2 separate regions of the Homo sapiens genome follow, and region 2 is linked to region 1. Evidence: chromatin loops called from intact Hi-C (ENCODE). Cell type or tissue: OCI-LY7. All regions are shown on one strand. Each heading gives the region's core, and the rest is flanking DNA. Links, peaks and the distances in the headings are about the cores only. Region 1 overlaps MCOLN3 (mucolipin TRP cation channel 3). Region 2 overlaps MCOLN2 (mucolipin TRP cation channel 2).

Region 1 (16,230 bases), core at 4,012-12,011:
GAAAGTCATGCATGACTTTCAGATGGACTGGAAGTGGAGTATAAGAGGAATTGACAAAAGGATCTTTCCTAAGTTTTGGCCTGAACAACTGACTGACTTACAGAATAATTTATTGAGAAGGGAATTACTATGGAAGAAGCAGGTGTTTCTGTTTGCCCATTTACTAGAGATTCCTCTTAGACACCATAGGCATCATGTAGGCAGATTGTCATCCATGTGTGGTATTCAGTGGAAAGGTCAGAGCTGAAGATGCAAATTTGGAAGCTGTCAGCATAGAGGTGGTATTTGAAATATGGGACTGGTTGAAGTCAGCTGTGGAGAGAATGTGGATAGAGGTCAAGGCCTGAACCCAAAGATAGGCCAAAATATAGAGGTTGGCAGTGGGAGGATTTCAGCAAAGGAGACCAAGAAGAAACAATCAGTGTCCCAGAAGTCAAGTAAAGAAAGTATTCCGTGTAGGAGGAGCATTCAACTGCATCAAATACCATGGAGATGTCAAGTTATAGGAGGACTGAGAACTAGGCATCAGATTTGGTAATACACTGCTCATTAGTGACCTTGACAAGGTCCAACTCAAAATCCATCCCATATTAGAAATTATTTTATTCATTTGTCATAGCATGCTTCACTCATATCTTTTAGCAGAATTATTTTCTATGTGTCGATCACACAAAGTTGTTCATTTCAAGAGTGACAGAATGACCAACTGTACCAGACATATTGCTCCAAAAACACTTTGTTTTGGAAACATGTCTGCAGACATCCATTAAGAATTTAAGATGACAGTTATTCCAAGGCACCGTAAGATTCTTACTTGTAAAAGTAATTTTTTTAAATGTAGAGGACCCACTAGGATAGGCAATATTGGTATAAAGGTGATTAAATTATAATCTTGCAAAGATAAAGGTTAAACCAATACTTTCTTTAAAAAAGGTTTTGCTGGCTAGCCTATAATAATTGTATCCCACTTCTTATACTACAGTGTTAAAGTAGAACTCTGACCTTACAGGAGATAGTTTAAAGATAAATATGTATTTACATTGAATATCACCTGAATTAAACATAATTCTTTAAGGGAGGAAAGAAATGCAAAGAGTATGTGGCTTCAGACTTTAATTTTACAGATCAGGAACTAGAAGGTCAGAAAGTTTGTCACAGAAATGAGGCTTGAATCTAGAACTCTAATTTGTGAGTGCCCTTTGCCTTCCTAGTGCACAGCAGCAAGTCACTTACCCTGTTTATCAAAGTGAATGTCTCTATCCCAAGGGAACCTGCCAGGATCAGAGGTGGGGAGGGAGGGGAGTTATGGCTTCACTCCTGCCCTGGCTGGCATTCCCATTTTCTGTTTCTCATTTTGGTTGAAGTACTTGCAGCTATACAATGTCTCCGTTGGGAATCATGCTTATGAGAACAAAGGTACCAAGCAATCTGCTATGGCAATCTGTCAGCACTTCTACAAGCGAGGAAACATCTACCCTGGAAATGATACCTTTGACATCGATCCAGAAATTGAAACTGGTGATGTTCTTCTATAACCTAGAACCTCAATTTTTAACACCTCAATTTATATTTAAAATTAGTAATTTCATCTTTGAAAACATTGATTTGGTCTGTGATATTAGGACATAGTAAGAATGATATACGAGTTATTATGTGTCAGGTACTGTTCTGAGCCCTTTACTATAACTCAAGAATCCTCAAGGAAACCCAGCAAGTCAAGGATTATTATTATCCCCTTTTATAGAAGACTAAATTATGGCTCAGAGAGTTAAATGATCTGCCAAAGATGGAGCTAGAAGAGGCAGTGCTGAAATTGGGCTCAGGCTGTTTGTGTTCTTAGCTATCGTATTCCACCATCTCTTGTGCAGGATATGCCAGTGAAGTATTAATAGATAGATATAATGTTTGTAAAACATTATGCTTGCAAACTCTTGGTATATATAAAACTCTCCTGCCCCAATACCACTTCACTATCATGCATCTTTGGGGGTAGATTGAAGGGGAGGAATGAAAATCAGAACATGGAATAGCATGGCGTATTCTTCTTAGCAAAGTTCTATTTGCAATTATGCCTAAAATATTAGCTTAGGTCATTGAGTTAAAAAATAAGTATTGAAATACTTTTAACAACAGCCACTAGGATTTTTTTTTCTAGAGATAATACTGATAACAGTACTGAAAGGGAAAACTTTCTAAAATGCTGTCTTCCTTTTTTGGTGTGTGTGTGGGATGTCTATTGAAGAAACATTGTTAGTGCATAATATTTTAAAAATAGATCCCTCAAACTGCTTAGAAAATATTACTGTAATTACTGCAAGTGCTTCAAATCCTATGCTTAGGATACAAAAAGGGGGAGGGACTCAAAGTTTATCTAGGCTTAAAAACGAAGACAGCATTTATATAACATTAATGAAATAGAGTTCAGATCTTTGTCTAGCCTCCATCCACTCCAGAAATGTAGCCACTTAGGTCTTAAAAACACATGAGTCACGGTAACCATGTGGTATCAATGTTTATTTAGCTTTTAAAATTTTAATTCAGAAAAATAATAGAATCTGAAAAATAATAGAATCTGAATAACTGGTCTTAAATGTATCAGCCTTTCAAAATGCAGTCTTATTTAAGTACTGTATCATGTTTTTGTTCCTTTCTATGGCAGAGTGTTTCTTTGTGGAGCCAGATGAACCTTTTCACATTGGGACACCAGCAGAAAATAAACTGAACTTAACACTGGACTTCCACAGGTGAGGGGAGCAGACAGGAGTGTAACTTACGTTTGCACGTATATATTGCCACAGAACTAAAATCACCTCTGTTTTCTAGACTCCTAACAGTGGAGCTTCAGTTTAAACTGAAAGCCATTAATCTGCAGACAGTTCGTCATCAAGAACTCCCTGACTGTTATGACTTTACTCTGACTGTAAGTGTGGGCCAGGCTGAATTTGGTTCCAGTCTGGAGAAAAATTGTTTTATCTGGTAATGTTTCATATCCTTGGATTACGGTGTGATAAAAAAATATAGGATGTTTTCACTTGAATGTGCATAAGGGAAGCATTGATACATCTAGCTCTATTTTGCTATAATAACAAGTTTACTTGTTAGTTATGTCTTCTACACCTCTGTATAAGTTCTAGAAAAGCAGGGACCTTGTTTTGTTCACTACTATTTCCAGTACCACGAACAGTGCCTGGTATAGATTTTCAAACCCAAAAGGAATAGGTGTTTTTAGGTTCTGTGTGGTTGGCTCTCAGCAATCTATGGCTGGCTGTCAGCTAAAGGTTACTGCCAAGGGTTCTTGTTACTTAGTGTCTTCACCATGGATGTTTCCATGTTTGGGGTTTGTAGTATACATCTTTAACTTATTACAGTCTACCTTCAAGTTATACCACTGCACACAGTGTAAGAACCTTACGACAATGTACTTCCATTTCTCCCATCTTGGCCCTCATGCTATTGTGGCCATATAATGTATTTCTACATGTGTTATAAACCCACAATATATGTTATTAATCTCTCTCTCTCTCTCTCTCTTCTTTTTTTGAGACAGAGTCTCGCTCTGTCACCTAGGCTGGAGTGCAGTGGCGCGATCTCGGCTCACTGCAAGCTCCGCCTCCCGGGTTCACGCCATTCTCCTGCCTCAGCCTCCTGAGTAGCTGGGACCACAGGCGTCCGCCACCATGCCCGGCTAATTTTTTGTATTTTTTTTTAGCAGAGACGGGGTTTCACCGCGTTAGCCAGGATGGTCTCGATCTTCTGACTTCGTGATCCACCTGCCTCAGCCTCCCGAAGTGCTGGGATTACAGGCGTGAGCCACCGTGCCCAGCCTATTTTTTCTTTAAACAGTCAATTATCTTTTAAAGTGATTTAAATAATAATAAAAACATTTTTTTATTTGCCCATGTAGCTACCATTTCCAGTGTGCTTCATTCTGTGTGTAGCTCCCAGTTTGTATCTGGTATTATTTTCCTTCTGCCTGAAGGGCTTCCTGCAACATTTCTTACAGTGCAGGTCTGCACTTTCAGCTTTTGTATGTTTAAAAAAGTATTTTGCCTTCCTTTTTAAAGTTCTTATTAGCATCTTTTAAATAAAAATTTTACGAATACGTATTTATGGGGTACAGGTGATATTTTGATGCCAGCATTCAGTGTGTAATGATGAAATAAGGGTAATTGGGACAACATTCACCACCTCAAATATTTACCACTTTTTTATGTTGAGAATATTCTAAATCTACTCCTCTATTTATATTGAAATATAAAATAAATTATTAACTATAGTTGCCATATTGTGCTACTAAACACTAGATCTTATTTCTCCCATCTCACTGTATTTTTTTTTTTTTTTTTGAGATGGATTCTCGCTCCATTGCCAGGCTGGAGTGCAGTGGTGTGATCTTGGCTCACTGCAACCTCTGCCTCCCGGGTTCAAGCGATTCTCCTGCCTCAGCCTCCGGAGTAGCTGGGACTACAGGCACACGTTACCACGCCCAGCTAGTTTTTGTATTTTTAGTAGAGATGGGGTTTCACCATGTTGGCCAGGATGGTCTTGATCTCTTGACCTCGTGATCCACCCACCTCGGCCTCCCAAAGTGCTGGAATTACAGGCATGAGCCACCGTGCCCGGCCCTCACTGTATCTCTATACCTATTAACGAACTCTTATTTATCCCCCACGCCTCCCCAATACCCTTTCTAGCCTCTGGTAACCATTATTCTATTCCAAGCCTTCCTTTGCTAAAGGTAGTTTCCTTGGCTATAGAATTGTAGGTTGACTGTTTTTTTCTTTAGCACTTTAAAGATGTTGCTTCTAGCTTGCATTATTTCTAATGAGAAATCTGCTGTCATCTTTATCTTTGTTCTTATCTATGGGATGTTATTTCCCATCTGTTGGCTTTTAAATTTTTCCTTTATCTCTTACTTTAAAACAATTTGATTGTGAAATGCTTTGATGGTGTTTTCTTAATGTTTCCTGTGTTTAAGGTTCATTGAGCATCTTGGATCTGTAGGTTTATAGTTGTCATTATATTTGATATTTATTCAGCATGATTTTCTTAAAATATATTTGTCACTTCCCCCCACCTTTTCAGAGATTCAGAGACAAAAACGTCTGTATTTGGTTACTTGGAGTTGTCCCATAGTTCAGTAATGATCTGTTTGTTTTATGTCTCAGTTTTTTTCAGTGTGTTTCATTTTGGATATTTTCTGTTGCTATATTTTCAAATTCACTGTTTTTTCTTCTGTGCTATCTAATGTTTTCTAATCCCATCCATTATTTTTCTTCTTTCTTTGGGATTCAGTTTACTGAGATGTGATTGACATTAAGTCCCAGTTTTTTACTCAATAGATATTTAGTGAGCACCTATTATTTGTACAAGTTGGAGGCCCTTTGTGTAGGAAAAGCATGGCTTCTCCGTAGCAAGGATTTCTGACTCAATCAAGTAACACTGAGCGTCCTCCTTGCACGAGGCCATAGGCTGGGTCTTGCAGCCGTTAGGGATATGGGCAGACACTGACTGTGCCCTCAGTTGCTTGTCAAAGAAAGAAGCTTACAATCCCTCATGAGGAGAAATACAGTGGTTGAACTTTTAAAAGTCATTTGAAATCTTATATTTGAAGTGTTTCTGATTACCCCATATGGAGAAGCTTCAATACAATTTATTTAAATGACAAAGTTTTCAAAGAACTTTTTTTCTTCAGGACTTGAGAGAAAGAGAAGAGGCAGAAATGAAACGGATTGATTTTCTTGCCTTGCCTTCCCTGTCCTTGCATAAGGAAGACAGTAGGAAAACTATGGAAGGTGTTCTGGCCTAGCTTTGTCCTGCTTGGCCCCTGGTGTCCTGAAGTGGTTATTCTTGAAGCAAGATGTGACTGTTGACTCCCTGTCACCAAACCCTTTATAATACATGTAGTGCCAACGTGACTAAGAAATCTAGGCCCAGAATAAAAATCAAAAAAGCTCCACTTGAAATGTCTCAAAGCAGAAATAATGAGCCTTTGTATTAGTAAGAATTATAGCAGCACTAAAAATCTACCCCTAACTGAGGTCCTGCCGGAATTTGGGAGAAAGCACAGTTGTACCAGTTCTTGCTCACATGAAGAAGGTATCTGGAGGTACTTAGAACAGAGAGCAAGAGGAAGTGCTCTTGTTATATAAGTTCTTTGGAGTGGAAATGCTGCCCTAGACATATAATGTTTTAGAGACTACAGGGTCTCTGTAGAAGATCTAGTTCATCGTTCTCATTTCACAGAGAAATGAAGAGAACTTCCCATGGTTGAACAGAATTAGCAACAGATCAGAGTTGAGAATCTGGGTCTCCTGTCCCCTTGAAAGAATTGTTTCCTAATTAATGTGTAGAGGTTTCTTGGCTCCAAAACTATAAGTATGTTTTTGACTGTTTTCCTGTCTTCACAGATAACATTTGACAACAAGGCCCATAGTGGAAGAATTAAAATAAGTTTAGATAATGACATTTCCATCAGAGAATGTAAAGACTGGCATGTATCTGGATCAAGTAAGTGATGCGCATTACTAGTTTTCAGAATGGTTATTAAATAATGTAAAATGGTTATTAAAATAGCACCCTCTGGATATCTAGAACAACAAATAGAAGATTAGACCATTTTCAAGTCCCTAAACCTCTACAAGTAGATCAACTCTGATGTTTCAGGCAATATGTGAGTCATGAATAACTGAAATGGCCTTCCTCTCCTTGTGCCCTCACTTGCCCACTCCTGACCAAGAATGTACTCACAGTCCCCCGCCACCAAAACCCTACATACATCTTCCCAGACCAACACTTACCGAGTGCATGCTGTGTACCTACTTCCACCTTAGTTTTCTTCATTTTAATATTTTTAAATGCCCTTAAGATAGGGAGAATCCTTATTTTTACAGATGAAGAAACTAAGGCTCAGAAGCCAGGGGCAAGTCAGGTAGGATGTGACCCTGCAGCATCCCACATATTATGATTGTCTTCAGTCCATTTAAAAGTGTACTGAAAGAGGAAAGGATCTACTCTTAGAAATATGGACAAAAATTCAGGTGTAGACCAAATACTGTCAAGAATTTTGGAGCTGAACTGGAGAGAATTGCCTGGAAAGAATTTATCTAATTTTCTAGTCTCTCATAAGTGACATAATGGTACATCGTACTGGACTTAATGGTCGCTAGATGAGGAGTTCTCAGATTCTAATCAGCAGAAGAATCATCCTGGGTACCTGCTATGATGCAGTTTCCCCAGCTCTATGCAAGCCAGTAGGTCTGGGGTGGGGCCTAGAAATGTGTAAATAGTCCTTACTCAGACTATACTTGGATAATCACAGTTCTAAAGTTTCTTACTAATTGATTTGCCAAGTTCAGACGTAATAATGAGATAGAGTAAATAAAATGAAATTTTGCCATGATAGTATTTTTTTCACTAATAGGTAACTTCAAATATATGAGGCTCTTGAGTCACATTTGAAACATAAGCCTGTTTTGTCATCTGTATACTTTATAATCATTCTCCACAAACACCAGAATGAGGAAAATGACAGCATACACAAGTGTCTGGCACCTAGGCATTCTCTCAAATGTTTGTTTCTTAATTTGTAAGTTTCTCTAAAGTCAATTTAGACATTTATGTAGTAATTATGCTCCTTGGCAGATACTAATGGGATGCTTCATCACAGAGCTAGTTTTAAGTACTTTCTTTTTTTTGTCAGCAGAGAGCAGTCTAACTTGTTAAATAGAGACAAGCTCTGTGGCAGTGTACAATGGCTGACACCTCTGCCCACCTCTCTCCATTGGCTCCACGCATGGTGGCCAGGACTTCGCACTTTCGATTCTCCAAAATCTCCATAAGGGTGGCTCTTTCTTATCACTCAGGTTTCAGCTAAAACCCCCTGCTCCCTCAGTGAGGCCTTCCTTTACTATGCAATATAAATCAACCTCTCTGCTTCCACATTGCCCGACACTAACCTCCCTCATATAGAGCAGTAGGTCTCAAACTTTAGCATCACCTGGAGGGCTTGCAGAAACCCAGTTTCTGATTCAGTGGGTCTGGAGTAGGACCTGAGAATGTGCATCTCTAACAAGCTCCCAAAAAATGCCAAGAACCACTGACATAGAGTGATGGACACTGGAAACAAACTGCACAGATTTTCCCCCAGCTCTTTCACTGACTAGCCCTGCAACTGTGGGGAAATCATGTGACCTCTCTGTGCTTCAGGTTTCTCGCCTGCAAAGTGGGGATAATCATGCTTACCTCATTGGAGTTGCTGTGAAGATCAAATAGGTTAACACATATAAAGTGTTTAGAGCTATGTTTGGCAAGAAATGTGCTCAATACATGTTAGCTATTGTGATTTATCTTCTTTCTATTACTTACTCCTATCTGAAAGTATTTTGTTATGTGTTTGTTTACTTCTTTGTAGTAGAATAGAAGTTCCACAGATCAAGGGCCTTGTCTATCTTGTTCACCACTGTATCCTAACATCTAGAAAAATGCCTGACACATAGTGAATGCATAATAAATATTTTATACCTAGATAAGTACATTTTAATAGAATATGCAGGGAGATGGGCCTGGGCATGGTGGCTCATGTCTGTAATCTCAGCACTTTGGGAGGCTGAGGTGAGAGGATCACTTGAGACCAGGAGTTCAAGACCAACCATGGCAACAAAGTGAAACCCTGTCTCTACAAAAAAATTAAAAATTAGCCCGGTATGGTGGCATACCTATAGTTCCAGCTACGAGGGAGGCTGAGGAAAAAAAAAAAGAATATGCAGGGAGGTAATTGTATTAAGAACAAAAGACTACAGGCTTATAATTAAAGATCTTGGAATGATAGTTGTGGTGATTTTTCTTTTTTTTTTTTTTGAGATGGAGTCTCGCTCTGTCACCCAGCCTGGAGTACAGTGGCATGATCTTGGCTCACTGCAAACTCCACCTTCCAGGTCCACGCCATTCTGCTGCCTCAGCCTCCCAAGTAGCTGGGACTACAGGCGCTCACCACCATGCCCGGCTAATTTTTTTGTATTTTTAGTAGAGACAGGGTTTCACCGCATTGGCCAGGATGGTCTTGATCTCCTGACCTTGTGATCCGCCTGCCTCGGCCTCCCAAAGTGCTGGGATTACAGGCATGAGCCACCACACCCAGCCTCAGTTGTGGTGATTTTTTAAAAGAAAGACTTTTGCCCTTCTTCAAATACTAATTGGAAGACCGTTTATCAGGGCTTCTTTGTTGTCTTACCAGAAAGAATGCTTGAATTATTTAAATGATTCTAAAAAGAAGATGTCACCATATTAATGTCCCACTACATAAGCACTATGTAATCCTCTTTGCTTTCAGTTCAGAAGAACACTCATTACATGATGATCTTTGATGCCTTTGTCATTCTGACTTGCTTGGTTTCATTAATCCTCTGCATTAGATCTGTGATTAGAGGACTTCAGCTTCAGCAGGTAGGGAACGTTGCTTTCTAGGAATGCTACTGACATTTTGATTGACAGAGACATTCACTGTGCCTCCCCTCTTTTCCCTAAAGGAGTTTGTCAATTTTTTCCTCCTCCATTATAAGAAGGAAGTTTCTGTTTCTGATCAAATGGAATTTGTCAATGGATGGTACATTATGATTATTATTAGTGACATATTGACAATCATTGGATCAATTCTAAAAATGGAAATCCAAGCTAAGGTAATTTTTTTCCTAATCATGCTATTGTTAGTGTCAGATTTGCACTAATGGTAATGTATTTTTCCAGAATGTAAGAATTTTCAGAATGAATTGTTTCTTCCAAACTGTATATCAAGTAGACTTGAAATTGGTAATGGTAATTTTCTTAAATCTAGTCAGGAGGTCTCTTAGGCAGAGTTTTTCAAAGTGTGATCCACAAACCATTGCATCAGAATCATTGGGTGCCTGGTAAAGTGTACCATGTTAGACCTACTGAATTCAGACTCTTCGGCGGGGCCTGTGAATTCTTACACACACCAAAATTCATACACAACCAAGGTAACTAAGGTAAGAGTTTTTTTTTTTTTTTTAATCTTACAAGAAATGCTCGAATCTTTAACAAAAATGAGTGGGGCTATAGGGGAAAGTGAGGTCAAGGCACTATGGTGTGCATGCTTGCATTTGTTTCCTCCGTCCATTCAAAGTGAGAATGCTCCCATTTTCTTACTTTACCATTGATGTGCTACAAGCTTATTTATTTTAAGACTAACCTAGCCTAAAAATCAACTGTCCCCACAAAATAAAAATCACATTAAAAAAACTAATAGTGTTCAGACTAATCTTGCTCAAACTTATGTTTCCCTAGTCTTGATGCAACTGATTGAGTCACCTGGGGAGTTGGTTATAAACCTGGGCAGAGACCCCAAATGCAATGGCTCAGAGAAGATAGGAGCTTATTTCTGTCTTATGCAATAGTCAGAATGGGTTTTACAGACTGGTGAGTAGCTCAACATCTCACAGTCATTCAGGCACCCATGTTCCTCCCATTTTGTTTCTCTGCCACCCCTTAAGGACTTGCCCTGACTGCATGATTATTGCCGTGTTGCCTCAAACAGGTTGCAGCTTATGGGAAGCAAAAACACGGTATGGTAGAAGCTCTCCCATAGACTGATGGCTTGGCTCAAGAGTGGCCGACTTTATTTCTGTACATATCCCACTGGATAGAATTTAGTCAATCCTAACTGCAGAGGGAGCCAGGGAACACAGCCCAGGCATGTGCCTAGGAAGGGGAGAATGGGTTTAGGTTGACACTTAGCAGCTGCCACTATATGTGGCTATAGTATGTATCATTGGAATAGATGTTTAACTTTAGGGACAAATAAAAAACCAAAACAAAAAAAGGAGTAAGGGGAGAGATTTGCAGCAAATCTTTATTTTTACCAACCTCAACTATCATTAATTTCAGTGAACCCTAAATGGTATCCAACAAAATATCTTTCTAGACCATTCACCGTCTCTGCCTCATAGATGATCATATCATGTTTTCTTCTCTTCTGAAACCTCTAATACCCTTGTCCTATCCTCATTCTAAGCTGATGACCTTACTTCCTATTTCACAAAAATAATAGAAAAAAAAAACAGAATTTCCACAAACCCCCACCTAATTTATCTGCCTCCTGCCATCAGTGCCAATATACTGTGCTTTTCTTCTGTGGATACATTATTTAGGCCACTATTCAGGGCCAACCCCTCCACCTGCCTACTAGAGGCCATCACCACTTGTTTATTCAAGGGCACAGCTCCAGGTAGTTTTCCTTCTCTTGGGGATCATCAGTTTCCTTCTGTCTACCAGGTCATTCCCATTAGCATGTTTTTGCCGCTTTTCTTAAGAGATAATATCTCAACCCTAATTCCTCCCGCTAACTTACTACCATCATTTATTTAGTAAAATATCTCAAAAAAGTAGTTAATCTTGTTGTTTCTGATTCTGCTCCTCCCCTCCCCCACCTGTTTTTTTTAAGAGACAGGATTTCACTCTATTGCCCAGGCTGGAGTGCAGTGGCGCGATTATAGCTCACTGCAGCCTCAAACTCCCGGGCTCAAGCAATCCTCCCACCTCACAGCCCCCCAAAATCTCATTCTTTCGGTGTCTGTTCCAATCAGGCTGCCCTGCCACTCCAAGGAAAGTGTTCTTTTCAGTGTCCTCTCATGCTGATAAGTCCAATAACCAACTATGTACCCTCATGCTGACCTAGCAGCAGCTTTGAATACTGCCAAGCACTCCCTTTTTGTTGACATGCTTTCAATGGACTATCACCTGGTTTTCCTCCTAAGTCACTGGCTGGTCTTCTGACTTTGCTGGTTCCCTCACATCTCACCAACCTATTAAGGTGATAATGCTTCAAGGCATAGTGCTTGGACATCTTCTCTTTTCTGCCACTGTCTTGGTAATCTCATCCTGTCCCACAGCTTAGTATCTATATGCCAATGATTCCCAAATCTATACCCCCACTTAGAATTCTTCCCTGAACTCCAGATTCGCATATCCACCATTTAGTCTATATCTCCACTTGGATGTCTGCTTTTCCTCTCAAATTTAACACACCTAAAACAGAACATCTAAAGCCCCCACCTCTGCAGTCAAAACCTGCTTTTCCCATAGCCTTTCAAATTTCGGTTAATGGTAACTCTCATCAGTTACTCAAGCCAAAAATCTTGGATTCATCACAGACTCCTCTCTTTCACTAATCTCTTCTTTCCCACATCTAATCCAAGAGGAAATCCTATTGTTCTACCTTCATTGGCCAGGCACTGTGACTCATATAATCCCAGCACATTGGGAGGCTGAGGCGGGAGGATGGCTTGAGCCCAGGAGTTCCAGACCAGCCTGGGAAACATAGTGAGACCCCATCTCTACAAAAAATTAAAAAAATTAGCAGTCAAGGTGGCATGTGTCTGTAATCCAAGCTACTTGGGAGGCTAAGGTGGGAGGATTTCTTGAGCACAGGAAGTCGAGGCTGCATTGAGCCACAATTGTGCCACGGCACTCCAGCCTGGGTGACAGAGTGAGACCCCTGTTTCCAAAAAAAAAAAAAAAAAAAAAAGAATAAAAATCACCTGGTCAACTCCACTATTACCAGCCTGGTCCAAGCTACTATCTCTCATTTATATTATTGCAATAGCATCCTCACTCCTCCAACAACCTGCTGTCAACCACAGCAGCCAACATCTGATCATATCACTTCTGTTTGTGGTTCTCAAATCTCCCCAATTGAGTTACAGTAAAAGACAAACTTGGTGAGTGCCACCTTATCTCTATAACTGTATACCCTTTCTATTGCTCACTCCAGCCAGATGCAATATCCTTGCCAAGCACCCTCCTGTCTCAGGGCCTTTGCACTTGCCAGTCCCTGTGCCTGGAAGGCTTCTCCCCTAGATTTTTGCATGACTTCTCCCTCCCTCCCTTCAGATCTTTGCTCAAATGCCTTCTTTTTAGTGTATGTAAAATGACAAACCCATACCCATTCCTTATCCCCTCCTCTGAATTTTCTCTTCAGCAATTATCAGCAGCAAGTGTCCCAAAGTTTCTATTAACTTATTTCTGTTGTCTCTTTCTTCCCTCCACTAGAATGTAAGCTTTATGAGAGCAGAGACTTTTGTTTGTTCACTGCTTTATCCTTAGCACCTAAAACAGTGCCTTACTCATACTTACCTCAATATTTATTGCCAAATGAATTTCTGCTTTATAATCTGATTATATTTTTCCACTCTCTCTTAGAGTCTAACTAGTTATGATGTCTGTAGCATACTTCTTGGGACTTCTACCATGCTCGTGTGGCTTGGAGTCATCCGATACCTCGGTTTCTTTGCAAAGTACAACGTAAGGAATTCCACGGATCTCCATGCTGTTGGTATTTCTCTCAAAGTTATTGCACTGCTTTGGCTAAAGGACAAAACCATTCTAATGGCCTCTCTTACTTTCCCAGCTCCTCATTTTGACCCTTCAGGCAGCGCTGCCCAATGTCATCAGGTTCTGCTGCTGTGCAGCTATGATTTACTTAGGTTACTGCTTCTGTGGATGGATCGTGCTGGGGCCTTACCATGACAAGGTACTGATAAACAACTTTTTTCCTGTTACTATTAAGCTTTTAGCATAGTGCCAGTGGCTTGTTATCCTTTTTCAATGAACTCCTTTTATTTTGTGATTCAGCCTTAAAATGTTGAAGGTAGTATATCTAGTGCCATATTTATAAAGTGAAAGGGTGTGACCAGCTTGAGAGAATATTTGATGTACTCAACTGTCTCACATTCTTTCTTGCAATATATCAGGTAATTAAGTCCCGTTTACCACCAGTGAAGTCAAGTTTAGTCAATTTGATTCATCGATATATCCAAAAGCAGTCTCTTCAGATAAGCCTTCTCAAAATGTGACATTATTTAAAAAGTAGCATAGGGGGAAACTTGTAGAAATATTTGAAAATTTTATTACTAGAGCTATAGTCTGGAATATTATGCTCTTATCTTAAATGAAATGAACTTTAAAATGAGATGTATGAGCATGCATGGTTGGGACCTGGGTATCTCTGCACAGGCATTTCAAGGTCTCTTTAAGGTAAAGGGCAGATGCAAGGCTTGATTCAAAAAAGCACTGAGGGTGCAGAGCAGCTCCTACATTTGATTTAGGCTAGTTTAAGAGAAAGCTGCTTGTCTCAGGAAAAAATAGTAGGCTTATTTATGTTATATGCATCACAAAGCAAATGTGTGTGGTTACCTCAGGTTATTTGTTTGAAAATGGTAGCTTGGGTTATCTGGTCCCTTTATGTTTAATACAATGTCATGAACAAAGGTCTCCAATGGGAAGGAACATGGAATAAAGTGAACTTTTCTCTTTTCTTTTTCCAGTTTCGTTCTCTGAACATGGTCTCTGAGTGCCTTTTCTCTCTGATAAATGGAGATGATATGTTTGCCACGTTTGCAAAAATGCAGCAAAAAAGTTACTTAGTCTGGCTGTTTAGTAGAATTTACCTCTACTCATTCATCAGCCTCTTTATATATATGATTTTAAGTCTTTTCATTGCACTGATCACTGATACATACGAAACAATTAAGGTAGGTTTATCAAGAGCCATAAGTAGTAGCATTGTCCTATAACTTGTAGAGTAGCAGTAAAATTCAGTACCTAATGGTAGAAGAAAAGTTGATGGAATGTTAATTTCTTCAGGATAGAGAAAAAGGACCTTATTTTTAGAAATTGATAAATAGAACTAGTGGAAAAATTGAATGTTGAAAGTCTTAGTCTCTAAGTAGTTATACTTTCTCACACAAGCTTTCTAACCTTTTATTAGAATTATAAGGGTCATTAGAAGTCTGGGGGGCAAAGAGTAAAAAACTAAATAAAGAATTATAAGGGTTAGTAGATATTGTGTGAATAAAACATATGGCATTTCAGAAAGCCAAAATATTGTGGGGAACATAAAAACTCCAATTTTCATAAAGAAAAATTGACCCCTTTGTTTTGAGTGTACTGTAACTGAGCCCATTTTCTTTGCAAGGCCCTGCAGGGCACAAGCCCAGGGGCCCAGCCTCCAGAATAGCAAAAGGATTAATGGGTCCAGTACTAGCATGTAGCTTTATACAGTCAGATACCTGAACTGAAAAGCTATTGTCATTCATATAAAATCTTTTAAAAATCAATTTGAGCCTGTTGAAATATGGAAAGGCAGAATAAATATCCATATATGTTTCAATTTCCATAACTTATACTGTTAGGTGTATTTGTGGCATAGACACTTCCACTTGGGGACTTTTCTTTCTGGGTATGAGAGGGATAAAGAAACATGAAGCCATGTGATTGGCCCTAGGGATAAAGAGAACGCCTTGGTTTGAAGCTGATAATGATGAATACTTTGCTCATGAAGCCAGGGCTGTGACTTCATCCTCACTGAACAAGATTTCAGGGACCGAATGTCCTCTTTGCTCTCATCTGCTTAGCAGATGTGTCCTTAGGATCACCAAGGCAACTGGGAAAGAATGTAGTTGTAACTTCAGATCCCTCCAAATGGTGCTCTAAAAGTTCACTGCCTCCAACTCTGCATGCAGAGAACTGTGTGTTATTCGAGGGTGACATCTGAGAGCTCTAAGGATAACATGGGTTTTCACCTTTGATGACATAAGCCTGAAACTCGTATTTTAGACGCTAACCTCTTTCCGTGGGCTCAGAGCACTTGCCAAATGGGCAAGCTAAGTTACTTCTGATCCTTTCTAATCATGGCATGTCCTAGAAATTTTAGGTCCCAAACCGATATAAATATGAGGCCCTTAAACAAACTTGCCTGGCTGGAAGACTGACTCCAAAAGGGTGTGCAGATTGGAAAGGTCCCTTACAGCATTCAGACCTTTGTCCAGACACTTGGGCCAACTCGAGAGAGTCCAAGACTGTGCTGAGGTGTTCTGGGCAAGGCCAGGGATTTCCATCCCTTGGCCTACTAGAAAACCTTGTTAATTTAGATCCACTGGGCTTCTTGTGGCCTGAACCATGTTCCTTCAAAAATGCCTGCATCACACTGGTCTGGAAGTCACAGGCCTGCAGGGCAGAGTAGTGACAGAGGTTCTCGGACTTGGGATGGGGCTAGCTCAATTCTCCCTGGAAGGACGACTCAGACTTCGACTCAGTGTGCCCATTTGGGTTTCAGTGGACCCAGAAAGAGAGCTCAGGTAGGCAGCTGCAGAATCCCAGGCCCACTTTACCTCCGCCAAACCTGAGTGACTCTAGAGGCTACATCTCCTTTGCAGG
Region 2 (16,230 bases), core at 3,215-11,214, 54 kb after region 1:
GGTCCCATTCGTTCATGTTTGCTTTGGATCTGTGCTTGTGGGGTATTGCTCAGTAAATTTTTGTCCTGGAGATTTTCCCCAGTGTTTTCTTGTAGTAGTTTCATAGTTTGAGGTCTTAAAGTCTTTAATCCATTTTGATTTGATTTTTGTATATGGTGATAGATAGGGGTTTAGTTTCATTCTTTTGCATATGGATATCCAGTTTCCCCAACACCATTTATTTAAGAGACTGCCTTTTCCCCAGTTTATGTTCTTGTCACCTTTGTCAAAAATGAGTTCACTGTAGGTGTGTGGATTTGTTTCTGGGTTCTCTATTCCATTCCATTGGTCTGTGTATCTGTTTTTGTGTTTTGTATCTGTGTAATACCATGCTGTTTTGGTTAGTAAAGCTATGTGGTATATTTTGAAGTCAGATAATGTGATTCCTCCAGTTGTGTTCTTTTTGCTGAGGATAGCTTTGACTATTCTGGGTTCTTTGTGGTTCCATATCAATTTTAGGGTTTTTTTCTATTTCTATGAAGAATGTCGTGGATATTTTGATAGGGATTGCATTGAGTCTGTAGATTCCTTTGGAGTGTGGACGTTTTAACACTATTGATTCTTCCAATTTATGAACATGAAATTTCTCCATTTTTGGTGTCCTCTTCAATTTCTTTCATCAGTGTTTTACAGTTTTCATTATAGAGATCTTTCACTTCTTTGGATGAGTTAATTTCTAGGTATTTTATTTGTGGCTATTGTAAATGGGAGTACTTTTTAATTTTCTTTTTCAGATTGCTTACTCTTGCACATAGAAATGCTACTGATTTTTGTATGTTGATATTGTGTCCTGCAACTTTACTAAAATTGTTTATCAGTTCTAACTGTTTTTTAGTGGAGTCTTTAGTTTTTTTCCAAATATAAGATCATCTCATCTACAAACAAGGATAATATGACTTCTTCCTTTCCAATTTGGATACCCTTTATATCTTTCTCTTATCTGATTGCTCTAGCTAGAACTTCCAGTACTATGTTGAATAACAGTGGTGACAGTAGGCATCTTTGTTGTGTTCCAGATCTGAGAGGAAAGGCTTTCAGTTTTTCCCCATTCAGTATGATACTAGCTGTGGGTATGCTGTATATGGTTCTTATTATGTTGAGGTATATTCCTTCTATATCCAGTTTATTAAGGGTTTTTATCATGAAGCAATGTTGAATTTTATCAAATGCTTTTTCAGCATCAATTGAAATGATCATATTGTTTTTATTTTTCATTCTGTTAATATGATGCATCACATTGATTGATTTGCATATGTTGAACCATCCTTGCATCCCAGGGATAAATCCCACTTGGTCATGATGAATGATCTTTCTAATGTGTTGTTGAATTTGGTTTGCTAGTATTTTAGTTGAGGAGTTTTGCATTAATATTCATTAGAGATATTGGCCTGTAATTTTTTTTATGTGTCTTTGTCTGGTTTTGATATCAGGGTAATACTGGCCTCATAGGATGAGTTTGGAAGCATTGTTTCCTCTTCTATTTTTCAGAAAAGTTTGAGTAGGATTGGTATTAGTTCTTCTTTAAACATTTGGTAGAATTCAACAGTGAAGCTGTGATGGTTAATATGAGTGTCAACTTGATTGGATTGAAGGATACAAAGTATTGATCCTGGGTGTGTCTGTGAGGGTGTTAAGGAGATTAACATTTGAGTCAGTGGGCTGGGAAAGGCAGACCCACCCTTATTCTGGGTGGACACAATCTAATCAGCTGCCAGCTGGGCTAGAATAAGCAGGCAGAAAAATGTGAAAAGAGAGACTGGCCTAGTCTTCCACCCTATGTCTTTCTCCCATGCTGGATGCTTGCAGCCCTCAAACATCAGACTCCAAGTTCTTCAGTTTTAGAACTCGGACTGGCTCTCCTTGCTCCTCAACCTGCAGATGGCTTATTGTGGGACCTTGTGATCATGTGAGTTAATACTTAATATATGTATTATATATGTATATATGTATATGTGTGTGTGTGTATATATATATTTATACACATATACATTCCATTAGTTCTGTCCCTCTAGAGAACCTGACTAATACAGAAACCATCAGGTCCTGGGCTTTTCTATGCTGGGAGACTTCCTGTTACAGCTTCGATCTCATTACTTGTTATTGGTCTATTCAGGTTTTGGATTTCATCCTGGTTCAATCTTGGTAGGTTGTGTGTGTCCATTTCTTCTATATTTTCCAATTTATTGGTATATAGTTGCTCATAGTATCCAATAATGATGTGAATTTCTGTAGTATCAGTTGTAATGTCTCCTTTTTCATTTCTGATTTTATTTATTGGATCTTCTCTCTGGCTAAAGTTTTGTCAATTTTTTTTAGCTTTTTGAAAAACCAACTTTTTCATTGATCTTTTGTATTATTTTCTTTATTTCAGTTTCATTTATTTCTGCTCTGATCTTTATTTATGTTTCTACTAATTTTGGGTTTCGTTTGCTCTTGCTTTTCTAGTTCTATAAGATGTATCATTAGATTGTTTATTTGAAGTTTTTCCTTTTTTTTTGAAGTAGGCAGTTAAAGCTATAAAATTCTCTTTTAGTACTGCTTTTGCTGTATCTCTTAGATTTTGGTAGGTTGTGTTTCCATTATCATTTGTTTCAAGAAATTTTTAAATTTCTTTCTTAATTTCTTTCTTGACCCACTGGTCATTCAGGAGCATTTTATTTAATTTCCATACATTTGTATAGTTTCCAAAATTCCTTTTGTTATTTGTAGTTTTATTCTGTTGTGGTTAGAAAAGATACTTGATATTATTTCAATTTTGTTAATGTTTTAAGACTTGTCTTGTGACTTAATATATGGTCTGTCCTTGAGAATGATCCATGTGCTGAGGAAAAGAATGTGTATTCTGTAGCCATTGGATGAAGTGTCCTGTAAATATGTATTAGATCCATGCAGTCTATAGTGCAGATTAAGTCCAGTATTTCTTTGTTGATTTTCTGTATGGAAGATCTATCTAATGCTGAAAGTGGGGTGTTTAAGTCTCCAGCTGTTATTTTATTGGGGCCTATCTCTCTTATTAGCTCTAATAATATTTGCTTTCTATATCTGGGTGCTCCAATGTTGGGTACATATATATTTAAAATTCTTATATCCTCTTGCTGAATTGACCCCTTTATCATTATATAGTGAACTTTTTTGTCTCTTCTTATAGTTGTTGTCTTAAAATCTGTTTTGTCTGACAAAAGCATAGCTACTCCTGCTCTTTTTTGGTTTCCATTGGCATGGAATTTCTTTCTCCATCCCTTTATTTTCAGTCTATGTGTGTCTTTATAGGTGAAGTGTATTTTTTGTAGGCAACAGATCAGTGGGTTTTTTTTTCATCCATTTAGCCAGTCTATGTCTTTTGATTGGAGAGTTTAGTCCATTTACATCAATGTTATTATTGATAATTAAGGACCTACTCTTGCCACTTTATTTATTTTCTGATTGTTTTGTGGTCTTCTTTCTCTCCTTCTTTCTTGTCTTCCTTTAATGAAGGTGATTTTCTCTGGTGATATGATTTAGTTTCTTGCTCTACTTTTTGTGTATCTGTTGTATATTTTTTGGTTTGAGGTTACCATGAGGCTTGTAAATACTATCTTATAAACCATTATTTTGAGCTGATAACAACCTAACCCTATTTGCATAAACAAACAAGCAAAAAAAATAACTAATAAAAACTCTATGCCTTAACATCGTCTCCCCAACTATTAAACTTTTTGTTGTTTATATCTTATTGTACTGTCTATGTCTTGAAAAGTTGTTGTAGTTATTATTTTTTATTGGTTTGCCATTTAATTTTTCTACTTAGGATAAGAGTAGTTTACACAAGGAAGTTACAGGGTTATAATATTTTTTGTTTTTCTGTGTACTTTCTGATACCAGTGAGTTTTGTACCTTCAGGTGATTACTTATTGCTCATTAATGTCCTTTTCTTTCTGATTGAAGTACTCTCTTCAGCATTTTTTGTAGGACAGGTCTGGTGTTGATGAAATCCCTCAGCTTTTGTTTGTCTGGGAAAATCTTTTTTTTGAGATGGAGTCTTGGTCTGTCACCCAGGCTGGAGTGCAGTGGCATGATCTCTGCTCACTGCAACCTCCACCTCCTGAGTTCAAGCAATTCTCCTGCCTCAGCCTCCCCAGTAGCTGGGATTACAGGCCTGCGCCACCATGCCTGGCTAATTTTTATATTTTTAGTAGAGACGGGGTTTCATCATGTTGGTCAGACTGGTCTCGAACTCCTGACATCGTGATCCACCCACCTCGGCCTCCCAAAATGCTGGGATTACAGGTGTGAGCCACTGCACCCGACCTTGTCTGGGAAAATCTTTATTTCTTTTTCATGTTTGAAGAATGTTTTCACCAGACATACTATTCTAGAATAAAAGTTTTTCTCCTTCAGCACTTTCAATATGTCATGCCCCTCACTCTTGGCCTTTAAGGTTTCCACTGAAAAGTCTACTGCCAGATGTATTGATGCTTCATTGTATGTTATTTGTTTTTTTATCTTGCTGCTTTTAGGATCCATTCTTTAACCTTGATCTTTAGGAGTCTGATTATTAAATGCCTTGAGGTAGTCTTCTTTGGATTAAATCTGCTTGGTGTCCTATATAACCTTCTTGTATTTGGATATTGATATCTTTCTCTAAGCTTGGGAAGTTCTTTGTTATTTCCCTTTGAATAACTTTCTACTCCTGTCTCTTTTTCTTCCTCCTTCTTAAGGCAAATTACTCTTAAATTTGCCATTTTGAGGCTATTTCCTGGATCCTGTAGGCATGCTTCATTGTTTTTTATTCTTTATTCTTTTGTCTTCTCTGACTGTGTATTTTTAAATAGCCTGTCTTGGAGCTCACTAATTCTTTCTTCTGCTTGATCATTTCTGCCATTAAGAGACTCTGATACATTCTTCCTTATGCCAATTGCATTTTTCAGCTCCAGAATTTCTTTTAGATTCTTTTTAATTATGTCAATCTCTGTTAAATTTATCTGATAGAATTTTGAATTTTCTGTCTTATCTTGAATTTCTTTGAGTTTCCTTAAAAGAGCTATTTTGAATTATCTGTCTGAAAGGTCACCTGTCTCTGTTTCTCCAAGATTGGGTCCCTAGTGCCTTATTAATTCATTTGATGAGGCCATGTTTTCCTGGATTATCTTGATACTTGTAGATGTTCATCTGTGTCTGGGCATTGAAAAGTTAGGAATTTATTGTAGTCTTCACTGTCTGGGCTTTTATTATCTGTCCTTCTTCAGAAGGCTTTCCAGATATTTGAAAGGACTTGGGCATTGTGATCTAAGTTCTATCTGCTTTGGAGGGCACCCCAAGCCTAGTAATGCTGTGGTTCTTATAGACTCATGGAGTTACCACCTTGAACAAGATCTAGAAGAATTCTTTGGATTACCAGGCAGAGACTCTTGTTCTCTACCCTTTTTGTCTCCCTAACAAATGGAGTCTCTCTCTCAGTCCTGAGCCATCTAAAGCTAGGGATGGAGTGACACAAGCACCCCTGTGGCTACTACCTCTGTGACTACACTGGGTCAGACCTGAAGTCAGCACAGCACTGGGTGTTGCCCAAGGCCGGCTGTAACTACTCCCTGGCTACTTCCTGTGTCTGCTTATGGCTCTGGGGCTCTATAGTTAGCAGGCGGCAAAGCCAACCAGGCCTGTGTTCTTCCCTCCAGGATGCTGAGCTCCCCCAGGACCCTCCTGGGTCCAGAGGTGCTGTCCAGGAGTCAGGGACTACAATAAAAAACCTTAGAAGTCTACCTAGTGTTCTATTGTATCGTGCCTGAGCTGGCACTCAAATTACAAGATGCAGTTCTTCCCACTCTTCCCTCCCCTCCTCCAAAAGCAGAGGAGACCTTCCCCATGGTCATCACCACCAGAAGCCCATGGGCAGTACTGCCAGACTACCACTATGTTCTCTTAAGGCCCAAGGTCTCTTAAGTCAGCTTGTCATGAAGGTTGTCTGGCCTGAGACTCATCCTTCAGGGCAGTGGGCTCCCTTCTGGCCCACGGAAGGTCCAGAAATGCCATCCAAGAGTCAGCTCTTAGAACTGGGGACTCCAGGAGCCCACTTGTTGCTCCACCCCCCAATAGCCGAGATGAACCTGAAGCCAGCAAGTCTCAGAGGCTCACCCAAGGCCCTAGATGTAGTACCTGGGTATCGCTGCTGATTATTCAGTGCCCAAGGGCTCTTCAGTTAGCAGGTGATGAATGCTGCCAGGAATGGGTTCTTCCCTTCAAGGCAGTAGGTTCCCTTCTGGCCCAGGGTGTGCCTAGAAGTGTTGCCCAGGAGCTAGGGCCTGGAACAGAGGCATTATGACTCTGACCCTATCATGCTGTGGCTGAGCCGGTATCCAAGATGCAAGACAAAGTCCTCCCCACTCTTCTTTCTCCTCTCCTCAAGCAGAAGGAAGGGATCTTTTTTGGAGCCACTAGTTGTGCAGCCTGGGGTTAGGGGAGAGGTGATGTCACCACTCCTTTAGCCACCCTGGTAGTTTGGTAGATTGCATGCCCCTCTAGTCCACTGTTTCTGGGCCCAGTTCAGCACTAGGACTCGCCTAGAGTTGCAGTCCTTGTGGCCTAAATTGCCTTTCAAATTCACTTAGACACCCAGAGCACTTTAGCCTGCAGTGGTGAAGTTTGTGGGAACTCAAGTTCCAACCACAAGGACCTGTGATTCCCCTCTGGCTAGGGCTGGTTTAAATGTTCCCTCCGTGGGTGGGCATCAGCTGAATTTGGTCCAGTTTTCCTTTCTGCTCTAACCGGGCAGAACCGTTTACTGCCTCACAATTGCTGTGCTCTCCCTCCCACAGCATGCAGAGGCACTCTGCGCACCAGGTGGCCACTGCTGGGGCTGGGGGAAGGGTGGTATCAGTGCTTCAGGACTGTTTTTTCTACCTCTTCAGTGCCTCTTTTAGCAATACAAAGTTAAAAGCAGGTAGTGCAAGTGCTCACCTGATTTTTGGTTCTTATGAAAGTGCTTTGCTTACATAGATAGTTGTTAAATTGATGTCCTCTTGTGAGAGGATGATCAGTGGAGGCTTCTCTTCTGCCATCTTGCTCCACCTTCTGGGCTTTTGCAAGAATCTTTATGTCCTTTGCCTATTTCGCAAGGGTTATTTCCACGGAAACTAGATGATACATTCTAAAAATGCTTAAGTGGGCCCACATAAAACATAACTGGTGGGAATATGCTGAAAATCAATGGGGGTACCACCATGAACCCCCTAATTTGGGAAACTTGACAATTTCCCCAGGATGTCTCACATACCTAAGTGAAACACAGGCACCTGATGTTTTGTTTTGTTTTATTTACTTGAGACAGGATCTCCTTCTGTTGTCCAGGCTGGAGTGCAGTGGCAAAATCATAGCTCACTGCAGCCTTGAACTCCTATGCTTAAGCGAATCTACTACCTCTGCCTCCCGAGTAGCTGGGACTATAGGCATCCACCACCACACTGGGCTGATTTTAAAAAGTTTTTGTGGAGACAGAGTCTCACTATATTGTCCAGGCTGGTCTTGAACTCTTGGCCTCAAGTGATCCTCCTGCCTCAGTCTCCCAAAGTGTTGAGATTACAGACATGAGCCACTGTGTCAGTCCCATCAGATGTTACTGACCGAGTGAGGGCACCTTAGGTGTGATAGGTAACAATTCATATATTAAATCTTGGGAATTCTTTACTTCTCTATTTTCTAAATTAACACAATTAGAAGCCCTAATAGTTTCTTCTCACATACCAGTGAATGGTCTTGCATACGTCCTTGTGCACAAGGACCCCACTTTGGAGACAACTGCAGCAGGGGATAAAAACAACTTTCAGGCCCCTTGTCAAGTAGGGGGATCACATAAGCCAAAGGCAATAGCATCCTGGGCTGGTTAGCTTATTTGCTGACAAAATACCATCACTGAAACTGGTGTATTCATTTTCCTGGGGCAAAGGTCAAGAGCCTTTTTCTGTTCTCATAGGGGTTTATAACCCCAATAAGGTTAAGAATCACTGACATCTTGTTTTGTTTCAAAACTTCAGGCTTCCGTTAGACTCTTAGTCATTGTTTTGATAAAGCTGAAATTGCCCTTGATCATATGATAGCCTTAAACTTAGCCAATGTCACACAGTCCTGATTATTTGTGGAGAGAGTAGGTTTTCTTAATGCCAACCTCATAGTCCTGATTATCTGTGGAGACAGTAGGTTTTCTTAATACCTGACAGTAGCTTTGTTGTGCCTTCCTCCTGGTTTCTTACCACAGTACCAGTCTCAGCCTTCTTTTCTTTCATTTTCTATTCCAGCATCTCTGGCTTTTATTTAACCCACTGTATGGGTGGCTTTCTATTCTATTTCAGATCTTATTTTTATGCCTTCAAATACTATGCTTTTTTTCTTTGATATTTTGTTCTTTAGTGCTGCCATTATTAAGCTTATAAAAATCCAGATCATGCATTTCCTATGGGTTAATGAAACATAAATAATTCATAAAAGCTGTGATTGCTCTTATTTATTTCATGCAATTTCAATTGCATGACAGCCCTGTAGCTGATGGGTCTGTGTAATTTAGATCTTCATTGATTTCTGTTCCTTAAGTGGTTTTACGGTACAGTTACTTTCATTCTCCTGACTTATGTTACCACAAGTTAGCAGCTGTATGCTTTTCTTAAACTGTTGGTGATTTTCATTTGTGATGGAAGTTGCAGTATTTCTGCCGTCTGCTGACTTAATTTTTTTGTTTGTTTGTTTTTGTTGTTGTTTGTTTTTGTCCCCCAGGTTGGAGTCCAGTGGCACATTCTCAGCTCACTGCAACCTCTGCCTCCTGGGTTCCAAGTGATTCTTGTGCCTCAGCCTCCCGAGTAGCTGGGGTTACAGGTTTGTGCTACCATGCCCAGCTAATTTTGTATTTTTGGTAAAGACAGGGTTTCGCCGTGTTGGCCAGGCTGGTCTTGAACTCCTGTCCTCAAGTGATCTGCCTGCCCTGGCCTCCGAAAGTGCTGGGATTACGGGCATGAGCCACCATGCCCAGCCTCTGCTGACCTAATTCTTGGTTATGAAGCCTGGTTGTAATTTAAGACTCCTGTAAAACCCCCAGCCAGGTGTTCAGCATTGCAAGGTATATAGGGTAAATATGTGTTAAATAAAAGAGTGTTTTATTTCTATGATATTGTGTTGTCTCTCTCTTTCTCTGTTTTAAAATTTTTTTCCCTCTTTACTTTGCACCATTTTTATACCATTTTATTTTTGTTATAGCAATAAGATATCGTGTGTGTGTGTGTGTGTGTGTGTGTGTGTGTGTGTGTGTGTGTGTATGTCTGTTTAATACCCTTCATCTACCAGGACAAACCTACAAATGGGGAAGAGGGAGGCAATAAAGAGCCCTCAGAAAAGTAAAGTTTAGAAAGTTTATACATTTATATTTTCCTTGAAATATCAGAATTTTTAAATTTTTAAATTTTTAAATTTCATTATCTTTTCCTCCCAAATGTACATATTATTTTAAAACTTAGGTTTATTAAAAAACAGCTATCTCATCATGCACCTTTATTATTCATTATCAACTCTTTCCCCCTACATGTCTATCATTTTTTCATCAGTTGACTAGTACTAGCTTGTATTTCACTAGTTGGCTCATGTACTCTTGAGGGAAATGTTTTTCCTGCTAGTTTTTTCATTTTTCATCTTTCATATTGCTAAAAGTATTACAACTGCTCTGTAAATACCCAAATGAAACAATTATGGAAGGATAGATAGTATAAATAGTGTAACACAATGAGTGATCTCACAGTCATTATCTGCTACTTTGACCTTTTTCTTTTCTTTTTGCCTGAGACTTCTTAATAAAGTTTCTTAGGGCAATGCTAACATCAGTTATCATTTCTTGAACACTTAATGGCCACTCAGTCAAAGGAACCCAGCAGTCAGAAGAATTATTTGAAGCCTCTTGAAGCAATTGGGCTGCATCAAGCACTCTCTGTTTCCAGGGCACTCAGTGAATATTTCCAGTATAACTCTTAACTCATTGTATCATTCTTTTATCTATTCACATTTGCTCCTGGAAGGCAGGAAAATGTCTCCAGCAGAGCATGGCTCACAAGGTATTCTTTTATTTATATTTATTTATTTATGAGACTGAGTCTTGCTCTGTTGCCCAGGCTGAAGTGCAGTGGTGCAATCTTGGCTCACTGCAACCTCTGCCTCCTGAGATCAAGCTATTCTCGTGTCTCAGCTGCCTGAGTAGTTGGGATTGCAGGCGTGTGCCACCACACATGCCTGTTATTTTTTTTTTTTTTTTGTATTTTTAGTAGAGATGGGGTTTCACCGTGTTGTCCAGGCTGATCTCAAACTCCTGGCCTCAAGTGATCCACCCACCTCACCCTCCCAAAGTACTGGGATTACAGGCATGAGCCACCATGCCTGGCCAGTATTCTTTAAGTATTTGATTAAATGCCTTGTTTTGCACCACTGTTTCGAGAAAACAACTTCTTCGTCCTTCAGTTCAGTGTTTCTCACCCAGAGGCTGTGTGTGTGTGTGTTGGGGGGTGGGGGGAGTTGGGGGGTAGTTTCTATGGCTTTATTCTCAAGGGCCTGAGAATTCAGTGTACACCATTTCATATACTCTTTTTATTAAATGAAAAAGCATATTTTGAGTCATCAGGAGGGATGCTTTAGCAACACTGATCCACTACAGTGATAGCAATTAACACTAAATTCAGTATTGCTGAAACATGCCCACAGGGGCTTCTTACAGGCATGTTCTCAGGAGATCTGAAAGTTCATGTTTGAGGATGTTGCTCTCAGGCACAGTTAAGATGCACCTTTTTCTTGGAAATGCCTCCCTCAATGCGCCCAGTCACATGCCCCCGTAGCACTTACCACATCGTCTATTATGACTCTTATGGGCTTTCCCACCAGCTCTCTCACCCCTCTCTCCAGAGTCAGAACTCTGCTTCCGTAATATTTACTTATTTTACAGCATTCACGGAACTCTTTAATAATTATGCATTGACAAGTCTTTCTCTTCTACTGGACACTAAGCATGTGCAGTTCAGGGTTATTCAGCCTTGTGTACCCAGCACAGTGCTTGCTCCGCGGACTAAGTGCTCATTAAGTTGGTCAAGTTGAGTCAAGAGGTGAGTGTGTCAGGCTCAGGACAAACACATGTTTAAGGCCTTCACATTCTTTTGAATGAGACTCATTGTGGTGATTGCTTTTTCATTTCTTTTTTTTTTTTTTTTTTGAGGCAGAGTCTTACTCTGTCATCCAGACTGGAGTGCAGTGGTGCCATATTGGCTTACTGCAACCTCTGCCTCCCAGGTTCAAACAATTCTCTTGCCTCAGCCTCCGAAGTAGCTGGGATTACAGGCATGTGCCACCACACCTGGCTAATTTTTGTATTTTTAATAGAAATGGGGTTTCACTGTGTTGGTCAGGCTGGTCTCAAACTCCTGACCTCAGGTGATCCACCCGCCTCTGCCTCCCAAAGTGCTGGGATTATAGGCGTGAGCCACCGTGCCCAGCCACCTCTGGAACTTCTGACTGTCCAACTTCAAGTTAGGGTTCCCATGACTCCCTCTTTGGGTTTGAATGATTTGCTAGGGAGGCTCACAGAACTCAGGGAAACACATTTACTGGTTTATTGTAAAGGTTGTTACAAGGGATACAGTGAAGAATACATGAGGTAAGCTATGGGGAAGGAGTGTAGAGCTTCCGTGCCCTCCCCGGGTACAACACCCTCCAGGAACTGCCATGTGTTCCGGAAGCTCTCCCAACCCTGTCCTCTTGGGCCTTTTATGGAGACTTTATTGGATAGGTATGATTGACAACCATGTAGAAATGTGACTGGACAAAAAGGGTATGAACAAACACTAATAGACTGCATGAGGGAAACCCAGCAAGGCCTGTCTGTTCAGATCCTTCTGGCCTCTCTGTGCAGCCTTCCTTCTTCCAGGGTTTGGGGCAGGACCCCTTCTGAAATGGGAGTCTTGTGACCTACAATCAGACAGGGTAGGTCAGAGAATTTTTTTATGGCTGGCTCCTACACAGCAAGGTGGGGAAGATGCCTGTCTTTGGGACAAGAAGGAGCAGGTTAAAGGAGATCAGGAGAAGGTCAGAGAGATTATGTTTTCTGAGGCCTGCTCATGAGGCCTTAAGGCGCCTCAACAGTATAACAAAAGCTATGGGAGTTATGAGCTAGGAGCTGCGGACAAAAACCAACATGTATGTATGTCATAATATCACAGATGGTAAGCATGGTTATTTTCTAATGTGTCTAATTTCCAATATGCTTAGTCCTGTTTCTGTTTTTAGTCTGTTTTATGTCACTTGGTTTCCTCATGTGCTTAGTTATATTTAACTACCTGTTTGTCATTGTGTTTTATAAGTTATTTATTAGAGTGCCAAGTCTTAGGATGAACCTAAGACACAGAGTTCTGTGGGTGTTTCCGGGGATATGAAGAACAGTTCCAGTCTGGGTCCTCCAGAACCAAGCAGGCCCACAGTTTGAAGTTCCCTGGCTCACCCAGGTGTAAGGCTCAAAGGTTTATGAGCCTTATTTAATCATGGCCTGGTTTATGGGCATTCTTTATCAGGATGGGTCTATTTTTAAATTTCCTTTTTCTTTTCTTTGATTTGGAACCACTCTGGCCTTCTCTGTAGTCCTATAAATTTGAGGACAGGCAGTTTTGATGCCTTTGGGCCTAGAATCTTGGCTCTCTTGTTCCCGTTTCCTGAGGCCACAGAACGGAAGCTGAGTGTACTTGAATGGTGGCAACTGGCTGTTACTCGTGTAGGTATCCCCCAAGATTGACCCAGGAGTTCTTGCTCTCCTTAACTCTTCAATCTTTTAAAGGTACTTCTTCACCCTCCTCAAGAAGAATGTATTGTATCTAGGATTTTTCTTTTCCTTCCTTCCCTCCCTCCCTCTCTCCTTCTCTCCCTTCTTCCTTCCTTCCCTCCCTCTCTCCCTTCTTCCTTCCCTCCCTCCACTACTTTCTCTCTCCTCCCTCCCTCTCTCCTTTTTCTCCTTCCCTCCCTCCCTCTCTCCTTTTTCTCCTTCCCTCCCTCCCTCCCTCTCTCCTTCCCTCCTTCCTTCCCTTCTCTTCTTCTCTCCCTCTTTCCTTGCTTTCTCTCTTTCTTTCCTCTTTTCCTTCCTTTCCAGCATGATAGTTCTGAATAACTTAGCCCACTAATACTAGAAACAGGAGATTTAAAAATCTATTTAGAAATAGTAAATTATTAACAACTGACAATAAGCTTTAAAATGGGCATCCCCTTTTAGGATTCTTTTAGATTCGTCAGTCAAGGCAGATAACATAGATCATCAGTCAGTATAAAAATATGTCACTTACATATTTCCAGTAAACAGAACCTTAAAAAATGACCCACAAGTATAAAACCTTTCCAAGAAATGAGTAACTTGAATGATTAGCCTAACTTACTAGAATTTATTCTTTACCCTTACCATCAAGATACTTCCTAAGGCAAGAAGTCAAACTCAAACTGGCTTAAGCCATGAAGGGTATTTGTTGACTCAAATGGAAAGACTTGGGATGGATTACTTCAGGAATAGCTGGATCCAGGAATTCAAATATTGTCATTAGGCATAGTGCCTGTCTACCTGACCTTCAGTCTCTGACAAGCTCTCCTTTGGTGGTGAGATGGATTTTAGGAACTCCGGACTCACAGTCTATGCTTGAAGTCACTGATCTCCAAACTTTGTTGATTATGTACCCAACAGTAAAAGTTGAGCATAATAGTCCCAATGTGTATATATTTCTTTATATATGATATGCTACTGGATACTACTTTTATGTGTTATATAATGTATATTCTTTGTTATGGTGTACATATGCTGTAAGTTATATTGCTGTGTTGTATGTATATTCTATGTTGTACTAATTATGGAGTTCAATTTTTAGTTTTTAATATAAATAATAAAATAGAAATACTAATATTTTTTATACTCCCAATGGATTGTTTTCGGCACTCCACTTTGGGGACTACAATAACAGTCCTGTGAACCATGTCTCATTGGTTCTTTTTGGCCTACCTTGAGTCATGTGCCCATTCCTGAGTCCAGAGTCCTTGAAATAGTAAAAGCAAAATTTTATTAATATAAAGTGACAAATATCTGAGTAGGCTTAAATAGAGAGATGCTATTTATCTTTTTGAAGCTATTTATATTCTGGAATCATATAATCACTGATATTTTATCCAAAAAAGGAGTCATAGTCCTTCTCTCAGTACAGAGTTACAGAACAAAGATTCTCTTCTTCCATAACAATCTAATTCCGTTTGTTTATACTAATTTTCTGTAATGTCATACCTGGAGTATCATGAAAATGTCCTGTCTGGTTTTTGTTCATATACTCACTCACTTACAATTCATACACACACACTCACACAAACATAAACATACATACTTTCTGTAGTGACAGATGAATGCTCTATGTTAAGATGTAGGAATTGATGAGTCTTGTAAGTAAAATCCAATTTTTATAATTCTTGAGATTGACCATTTTGTTTTTTTTATTTTGTTTTTAAATTTTAATTTTTTTGAGAGGGAGTCTCGCTCTGTCACCCAGGCTGGAGTACAGTGGCGTGACCTTGGCTCACTGCAACCTCCATCTCCTGGGTTCAAGCAATTCTCCTGCCTCAGCCTCCCGAGAAACTGAGATTACAGGTGCCCGCCACCATACCCAGCTAATTTTTGTATTTTAGTAGAGATGGGGTTTCACCATGTTGGTCAGTCTGGTCTCGAACTCATGACCTCAAATGATCCACCCGCCTCGGTCTCCCAAAGTGCTGGGATTACAGGTGTGAGCCACCACGTCTGGCCGAGATTGGCCATTTTGAACAAGATGGGTGGCTGTGTGGAAAGGTAGGAGGTAGAAGGTCTGGAATAATTTTTCATGTAGTTTTAGAAATGGGAGAACCTCCCTGCCATAACTAGAGTTGCTTTTTTATTTTGTGTTCATAAAGAGGCTTTTCAGTATATGACATGCCATATGTACCAACTCAAGTTTAGGGAAAGCAAGTTACTTCAAAAGGAACTGAGGGAGAGGCTTTCCTGGATATTTAAAATTAATCTTCTGTGGCAGAAATGCAATGGCACATCGTGATTCTGAGATGAAAGAAGAATGTCTAAGGGAAGACCTGAAGTTTTACTTCATGAGCCCTTGTGAAAAATACCGAGCCAGACGCCAGATTCCGTGGAAACTGGGTTTGCAGATTTTGAAGATAGTCATGGTCACCACACAGGTAACCTATCTTATTATTTCATTTGGTTTTTCCCTTACCACAAGACAAAACTCTTTTCATGTGTTCTGTACTTGACTTTTGTTCTGAAAAGCCCACACTCAAGTTCATAAAACTAAAATTATATTGACTCTGGAGAGCAGAGGCTAGGTTGAAGTTCTGTTTAGAAGACAACCTTGTCATAGTAAGAGATCCTGAGGGCCTCTCTGTACAGATTCTATAAATGCTGAATAAATGCAGATCTGTGGGGAGGGGTTTCTATATCTGAGTGACACACATTTGTGTTCTGGAACTCTCTATTAAACACAGCTTATTCAAATATACTTCCAAAATCTGCATTTTTTTGTCTTCAGACTTATAGAATCCTAAGTTTTCCTTTTATCATAACAGTGTGCTCTATCTAAGTAAATACTGATCCCAGGCGCTATCAGGATTATACAAAAGCTACATTTAGACCTTTTGTTCAAGTTCGTATTATTGAGCTCTTTATTACCATGATCAAAACAGCCATCAGAGTTTTCCTCTAGTTTTGGGGCCTGTATTGCTGAACCAGTATTGGGGAGGCTTCTCTGTAGGTCAGGGATCCCTAACCCCTGGGCCACGGACCTGTTAGGAACCAGGCTGCACAGCAGGAGGTGAGTGGTAGGCAAGGGAGCAAAGCTTTATCTGTTTTTTTAGCTGCTCCCCATGGCTTGCAGTACTGCCTGAGCTCCGCCTCCTGTCAGATCAGTGGTGGCATTAGATTCTCATAGGAACGCAAACCCAATTGTTAACTGCACATGCGAAGGATCTAGGTGCGGCTCCTTATGAGAATCTAATGCCTGATGATCTGTCACTGTCTCCCACCACCCCTAGATGGGACCTTCTAGTTGCAGGAAAACAAGCTCAGGGCCCCCACTAATTCTACATTATGGTGAGTTGTATAATTGTTTCATTATATATTATAATGTGGTAATAATAGAAATAAAA

The links. Hi-C counts contacts between places; a loop is a spot of excess contacts. Peaks named below come from ENCODE experiments on the same cell type or tissue, not always from the same donor. Only the 100,000 strongest peaks of a DNase experiment are listed, where the experiment ranks them.
Region 2: it touches region 1 in a loop (6-fold over the local background); 4 of 110 quality-filtered maps call a loop at or near these places.

Annotation. Positions count from the first base shown.
Region 1 is chr1:85,019,386-85,035,615 of GRCh38, reverse strand. MCOLN3 (mucolipin TRP cation channel 3) reads left to right here. Exons shown (of 13, transcript NM_018298.11): 4 at 1,365-1,518; 5 at 2,660-2,744; 6 at 2,824-2,920; 7 at 6,411-6,510; 8 at 9,332-9,444; 9 at 9,528-9,677; 10 at 13,216-13,317; 11 at 13,424-13,546; 12 at 14,340-14,546. Among named protein-coding and RNA genes, the nearest start is that of MCOLN3, 21 kb to the left of the region's middle. RefSeq lists an enhancer at 7,708-8,017. In OCI-LY7, for the core only: CTCF peaks have their summits at 7,507 and 7,706; a DNase peak (open chromatin) is centred at 7,715.
Region 2 is chr1:84,964,583-84,980,812 of GRCh38, reverse strand. It overlaps MCOLN2 (mucolipin TRP cation channel 2), which reads left to right. Exons shown (of 14, transcript NM_153259.4): 2 at 15,105-15,264. Among named protein-coding and RNA genes, the nearest start is that of MCOLN2, 24 kb to the left of the region's middle. RefSeq lists an enhancer at 10,882-10,961. In OCI-LY7, for the core only: CTCF peaks have their summits at 6,908 and 7,108 (motif pointing left); DNase peaks (open chromatin) are centred at 5,602, 6,892 and 8,622; H3K4me3 peaks cover 3,492 bases; H3K27ac peaks cover 3,876 bases.